Regions from separate parts of the Homo sapiens genome. Here region 1 is linked to region 2. The links are chromatin contacts, found by Hi-C in ENCODE. All regions are on one chromosome and are shown on one strand. The core of a region is the stretch at or near the end of the contact, and the rest is flanking DNA. Distances in the headings are between cores, read along the strand shown. Region 1 overlaps HIVEP1 (HIVEP zinc finger 1). Region 2 has its middle 8.8 kb from the start of LINC02530.

Region 1 (3,557 bases), core at 34-2,533, 480 kb after region 2:
ATTCAGCAACCAATTCCTGTGAAGTCTGATTTGGGGCATCCATTGAACTGTTTTTTAATTTGGGAGGGGAACGTGCAGTTTTATTTGGCCTCAGTTTTTCTGTCTTAATTGCACAAGGTGAGCCCTTTTGTGACAAGGTGCTCAGTTCTGGCTCCATTGCTTTCAGTAAGACATCGAATGCAGTGTTTGTATAGGAGGGGGACGTAGTGCCACAATGAGAAGAGATGCATTCGCTATTGTCAGTCCTGGTTTTACTTGACAAGGAACTTGAGTCACATTGTTCATCGAGGTCACTGAATTTGGCAGGATCAGCGCCTTCGGATCTCCATCTACGCAGTTCAGATGGTTGCTGCAGAAACAAGGGCTTCTTTGGGGAGACAGATTCTTCAGATTTTGAGGCTTCAGCAATTATTCCAGGTGTTTCTCCATTTTGTTTGGTAAACTGCTTCCCATTTTTTACAGGAATATAATTCTGTTTCTTGTGAGACTCCGAAGCACTATGAAGAACGGCGAAAGATGACTCTTCTGTATTTTGTTTATGTTTTGCCTGAAGAGGATTTCTCAGTGGGGATTTTGGTATTTTTTTCAGGTGATTCTCAGCTACGATCTTTTTGCGTTTCACACCTTTAAGGGATTCCGAAGTTCCTTTAACACCAGCCTGTAAGATTTCTGGAAAAAACAACAACAACAACAAACAATTGGTAACATTGTACATACACCAACTATAATTTTTTGAAAATTAAGATTACTATCATAAGGACATTATGACAAGTGAAGAAAGTATTTAAGGAAAGTCTATTTTTTAAATAAAATTGCACTTCTGCATTCCGGAAATTGAACAATGATGCCAATCAAAATCTATTGAAACACTCATTCAAAGACCTAAGTGTGCATTTCTAGAATGCTTATGTTCCTTTCTTGAATAATCAACATCCTGGAACTAGATCTTTCAAAACTGAATTATCTTTCCCCTTTTCACTATCATACTTAAACAGTGCTCCATGGGGTTAAAGAAACTGGTAACTAACAAGAAGTTTTGAGCTTGTCTTACAGCACTGCAGATAAAGAAACAGCTTGTTAGAACTCCCTCTGCTTGTAACAAAACTGGTTGACTGGTTGAAGCTGGTTGGAACTGGTATGGCTGATTGGGATCTGCACAGAATAGACTTCTTGCCAGATGAGGGACTTTCTGATATCAAAGCCAGTATTTTCACCACAGGTTTCACACCAACTCCCTCCGAATTTGCAAAGGCAACCCATGAGGAAGCACGAAGAGACAACTGTGCCTGCTCAAGGGACTTTCCAAACCTCCCCTCCCTTTCCAACAATCATTAACCAACCCCAAAACTCCTCCTCCAGCATCTCCTCCTTTTATATACTGCTTTAAGCTGGTAAGGGAAGACAGAATTGAGCCCATCTCCTGCATGGCTGCCTTGCCATTAATCTTTCTCTCTATAAAAATCCAGTGATTCAGTGTTTGGCTTTTCATTGTGTGCAGACAAATGGACCTAGATTGGCTTGGTAGCAATACCTGAGGACTCTGTCTACACAACAGTCTGAGAAGGCTGGCCAAAAAGAAGAAAATTCAACCCTTTAATGCTGAGTATTTGACTGTCTTATCTCATTAAGGTTCTTTTAAAACAAACTTTTCAGCAAATTTCTAAGTATGCAAAACTGATATTTTCAGGAGAAAAGGGGCTGCTAATATAATTTCTAGAGCAGACCATAGTCAGGACAGCCATGAAGTATTGCTGATGTAGCAATTATATCAATGAACAGAAAATTATGAAACTAAAATAATCCACTTATTTGTGGTTTCTTACCAACAAAATTAAAAAGTCATAAGGTTGTAATGGGCCTTGGTTTAAAAAAAATCACCACTTTAACTCAACAAAATATTCAATGGCTATGTTTCTTTGTCATTAGCAATAGGTAGGGCAGGTAGGCAGGTAGGGAGATAGGCAGAAAGAAGGTAAAACTTATTGCAAGAGAAATGAAATCACCTTAATTTCTAGTTGTGTTGGAAATAAATCAGTATTTAAGTGACAGTGCCCACAATCTATCAACTACTGTATTTTTGAGCAATAATTACTTGCCATGATTTACTTTGGTTTCCATTTGTTGGATTGTTGGGCATATGAACAAAAAATATTCAATCGTATATTACTCTATTTGTAGAAAGCCAACTACTTAATTCTCCACTATTTTCAAATAGCTGTTGCAACGTACATATTTGAAATTCATATTAGACCAAAATGTCTACACTGTAATAACTACTTATTGAGAATAAAATTTACATTAGAAATATTCTAGTAATATTGTGACATCAGTTTATATGCTCTCATATCATAGTTTAATGAAAAAAATGCATACTATTCCATTAAAGATATATTTACCCACCATAATAAAAAAAAAAACAAAAGGGGGTCTCATAACTAAAATATTTGAGCTAAAGAACAATAGAAAAAAGTATCAGTATTATTCACTTTTACAAAATGTTGAACAAACATTTTTTTATTCTCCAATCCACTCACTCATGAAATGATGTTTTCCCACTGGTTTTCCCTTATTAAGATGAATGTAAGAAAGTCAGTGATGCACTTTTTGACTCTCATTAACTCTATCAGGCAAGTAGGCAAAGTGAAAAATGATGCTCATCAACCTGGGCTGAGTAGTCTCTCTATCCACTTCCAAAAGCTAGATGTGGGTATCATAAAGGTGAAAGCCAGGAGGCTATTAAAATAAATACAAAAACAGAGATGAGAAACCACTTGGATGAGAAGCTAGCAGAGCTGAAACACCATGGACTTAAAAATAATCTACCCATGTCAGGCCCCATCCAGGACCTATTCAACCAGAGTCTTGGACAGGGTAGGTATGCCTGTTTTGCTCTGCTTCACAAACATTTTAAGATAAACTTTTATTTTTAGATAAAGTTATGTTATTCAAAATTAAATAATGTCTTATACTCCAAAGAAAAATGCAAAATTTCAACCCAGAAATACTGTATGTGATTTAAACAACAACAACAAAAACTGTAACCTTGTACTTAAAAGAAAATGACATTGAAGTTAAGATAAAGGAATTGCTAAACTTAAGATCCATATTTCTTTATAAGAGAAACTATTTTCTATAAATCTACTGGGAGTTAAGAATTGGAAAAACACATATGTTAAATGGAACTTTTGAACTACACGTTTTGATTTTACATATAGATGACCTCCTCTCTCATTTGTCAAAGCTTATAACACTTACATTTTATCTGTATCGTTGTTTATACTTAGTTATCTATTTAATTTTAACACTTGACTGGTGCTATTCCCTTCAAAACTTTGCATACTCCCTTGTTTTCTGGCAATTTGGTTTACACCTCAGAAAACTTTTCTTCTATGATATCTTCATATACGTTTTCTGGTCAACTTTTTTTGGAATAAAGTTCTTTTATTTAGGGAAAAGGTTTTTACCTTTTGTTTTCTCTACAATTTTCTAAAGCTTTTCTCTTATGTTGACAACTGAATTGTCACACCATTAAATTCTTTACTGTTTCATATTTATTC
Region 2 (3,758 bases), core at 486-2,985:
TTAGCATGCCTGGGACCAGTAAATAAAGTTTTCCTCCGTGCAACTAAACCGTTTGATTGCTGTTATTGATCTTGACCACCATGAATAAATTTACAAATAGCAGGTTGTTTTTTTCTCCTAGGGTGTCTGATTTTCTGCCCATTCTCTTGAGTCAAATTACATTGTTTATCTCCTAGTGACTCCATCATTTATGTTTTTCCTGGGATCTCCAAAAGCTGAGAAATACTCAAGGCTGGGTTTGCCTGAAGGATACTGAAATCTGCTCATTTGAATCTCCTTCCTCCACGAGTTTCTTATCTGGTCCCATCCACAAATTCACAAAGATGTTGCATCTGGGGGGAATCCCAATTAGATCTTACCCATCCCAATTTAGCCCGTTTCGAAATCATAGATGCAGGAAGAAAACGGAACCACCATCATTATAACTTGTAGTTTCTTGGTTTCTGTGTGACCTGTTACTTTTTCTGCTTACTCCTTCCTCTGTTTAACTCTACATCGCTTCCCCTTTTTCCTATAGACTGTTATTTACCCTATGGTTATAGGCAAATTGATATTTCAAAAGAAAGGAAAAGAGAAACAAAAGTTCTGCACCTTGTTCCTCCTTTAAGGACAACGTTTGCAAAAACAGTGACTTCTGAGCTGAGACCACGTGTTGGAGCAACTACCTCACGGGACCACTTTGCAGGACCGCAACATCTGCTTGGGATGGTCTGGGTTCAGCCTTATGTGATCATCGTTCCTAAAAATAGTTTCTTTTGTTTTGTTAATAAAATTAGAGAATGCTGATAAAGTTCTCTTAAAGGGTCAAAAGAGGAAAGCTCATAAATTACAGCATTCCATTAATGAACAAAGCTACAAGAATGCAGATTGAGAAACAGCAAAAATTACAGGTCACAAGCTCTGTGATGTGAAAGAGTAGGAAGCTTCCAGCCTTTCCTCCACAGGCAAGATGAAGAGCTGGAAATGAACTCACCCTAATCTCTAAATTAACTTAGATAATGCCAGTTCCCATATATCTTTTACTTATCTCAGATGAAAATGAAATTGAGGTGAAAGAAAGCCCAGGCATGCTCTTCAGAAGCTCAAAGCAGAAGAAAAGTTGGTCAAAGAAATTACTACTTCCATTGTGTGTTTCTTTGTATAGATCTAAATAAACACAAAAATAATTATCCTCCTCCTTCTCTCCTTCTTTTCCTCTCTTTAATATTTTTTTTAAAAGTTTTACCACACTTCTTTGCCAATTAGAGCCACAGCATCTAAGCCCTAGATAGTCCCTTTTTAAGAGGTCTTCCTGCATGAGCCCTTCTCCTCCCACAGCACATTACATTTCTTCCTTTATGTACGGGTTAACCACATTATTTATGGTCAAATTGGGACACTTTTGAAAGTGAAAGAAGTGTTACAGTAGGTAGTCAGGCAGAGATGAGCAGAGCAAGAGAGGCTTCCCCACTCCCCCGCATGGGAAAGTCAAACAACCGTCAGGTGATGGTCAGGCAGTTGTCAATTGTCTCTCTAAAACAATCATTGGTTGCAACCCATGCAGGGAAAGGCAGTCTCTCAATAGAAACACCTGAAACTGGTGATCAGCAGCTTCCCAGTAAGATCTCAGGAGCTGGGCAAGTGGGCTGACACCTGTAAACTAAGAGGCAAAATGGCAGAGTTTAACTGGATATGACCTTATGGGAACGCTCGACTGATAAGGGAAGAATGCTTCAAGTGAGCATGCGCACAACTCCAGTAAACACACGGCACCTCCCCTCCCAAGAGCTGGGAGGTCACTGCTCATGCAGACAGGCTGCCCTAAGGAAAGGCTCAGGGGAGAAGAGGCACAACTCCTCAGAAACGTGCCAACATATAAAACCCCAAGTCAGAAGTCAAATAGCGCTCTTGAGCTCTCAAGTTGCCCACGTGGCCCTCTTGCAAGGGTGCTTTATTTCCTTTTGTTCCTGTTCTGAAGCTGTTTAATAAGCTTTCACTCCTGCTCTCAAACTTGCCTCGGTCTCTTACTCTGCTATAGGCCCCTCAGTTGAATGCTTTCTTCTGAGGAGGCGAGAGCTGAGGTTGCTGCAGACCCATACAAATTTGCTGCCACTAACAGGAGTGCTGTTAATGATTACTCTGGGACAGGAATACATAGCGGGGGCGATTGCAGGCAAACTGACACTTAACATTCACCCCACTTCCAGGTACCCATTCAGCTGATTCAATGCTGGTTTCCACTTGCTGACCTGCTGCTTTTGGAGTCCTTCTCAAGTTGCTTCTTATGCGTCAACTGGGTGGCAAACTCAGTGGCCTCTCCTCTAGGATTCCCCTCCCTTTCACACATAGGCAACATCTCAGCAAATGCTTTTCTTTCTCAAGGTCAAGGGAAAACATTCAAAACATCTCTTGTGAAAGTTATGTATTTAAAAGGCTGAAACCTGAAAAGAAGAGTACTGGTGTACATGAAAAATCTCTCTCTGGATAAATGCTTGAGGAGACGGATACCCCATTCTCTGTGATGTGCTTATGTCACATTGCATGCCTGTATCGAAACACCTCTTGGAACCTAGAAATATATACAGCTACTACATACCCACAAAAATTAGAAGTTAAAAATTTTAAAAAAAAGAAAAACCTCTCTCCTACTGGTCTGCTTGGTTCTGATCCTGGTTCTTTGGCAAAGCTTTTTTTACTTCTGCTTTTTTTTGGCAACTAGGTAGAACTTCAGGTAAAATAAAACAAATAAAAATGTATTGTGAAATATACAATATATGCAAAGGAGACTATGAAACGTTTATGTGCCATTTAAAGAATAACACTTAAGAACTAGAATATTGCCAGTATTTCAGAACCACCTTCCTCACCTAGTAAATCTCCATGATCATGTCCTCCTTCCCCTTGACAGAGGTGACAGCTCTCTTTAATTTTCTGTCCATTATTACCAGTTCTGCTTTTCAGTTTTTCACACTTGTGTGTATCCCTACAAAAGATCTCTGCTTTTTAGGGGGTCAGAGGGTGATTTCATGTAATAAGGAAAGAAAACTGTCATTCTTCTAAGAGCAAATTGTTCTTTTTAGAGAAAAAAAATTACTAAAACCTGATGTGCTTTCCAAATACTTAACCAACACATCACACATCAACACATGTGGAAGGGAAGAGGCTTAGGGAAAATCCTCAGCACTCACACTCCACTTCTAGGGCTCTGTCTTTGTGTTCCATTTCCGTATGGATGAAAAGCCAGCTTCCATTGTTCGGAATTTACATGAACAACTAATGTCCCCGAGGAAGTGGTGACTGATGTGGGATTTCCAACTTGTGGCAATTCTGCAGGCAGAGACCATGTTAGGCAAAACTGCCAACTATGTGAAGTATGTTGACAGTGGCACTCACTAAATTCCTATCCTCTGAGCCTCTGTGCCCACCTGGGGAGCCAGTGCGCTCTCTCATTTTCTATCATCTTGTTCATTCAAACCTTAAAACTAATCCATCACATTGATGAAGCTTAAGATAGGGCTTTGTAATCATTTCCCACCCAAATGGTCCAGCGGTAAAGGATAAGGGTATTTCGAGGGGTTTCTGGACATGAGAAGGCCATGGTAAGTATAGATTTGTTTATTTTCATTGTGGAGTATATCACACGTACACAGAAGAAACTAAAATACAACTGCACTCTAAGGAATAGTGATAGGCCGGGCGCGGTGGTCATGCCTGTAATCCCAGCACTTTGGGAGGCTGAGGCGGGCGGATCACAAAGTCAAGAGATCGAGACCATCCTG

Evidence for each region. A loop is a pair of places that touch in the nucleus more often than their neighbours do. Pooled maps may share reads with other maps.
Region 1: a loop to region 2 is called in a pooled map, with 2.5 times the contacts of the local background. The contact joins two enhancer-like sites. A Hi-C loop is called at or near these places in 8 of 37 single-sample maps with no recorded cell type and 3 of 50 pooled maps.

What each region holds. Positions count from the first base shown.
Region 1 is chr6:12,117,002-12,120,558 of GRCh38, reverse strand. It overlaps HIVEP1 (HIVEP zinc finger 1), which reads right to left. Exons shown (of 9, transcript NM_002114.4): 4 at 1-669. Among named protein-coding and RNA genes, the nearest start is that of HIVEP1, 110 kb to the right of the region's middle. RefSeq lists enhancers at 1,161-1,270, 1,281-1,390, 1,109-1,403, 1,421-1,470. Within about 2 kb of position 1,283, at least 3 of the 41 ENCODE cell types and tissues checked have a DNase peak (open chromatin) inside an H3K27ac peak, as active enhancers do.
Region 2 is chr6:12,592,373-12,596,130 of GRCh38, reverse strand. No RefSeq gene overlaps it. Among named protein-coding and RNA genes, the nearest start is that of LINC02530, 8.8 kb to the right of the region's middle. Within about 2 kb of position 1,735, at least 7 of the 41 ENCODE cell types and tissues checked have a DNase peak (open chromatin) inside an H3K27ac peak, as active enhancers do.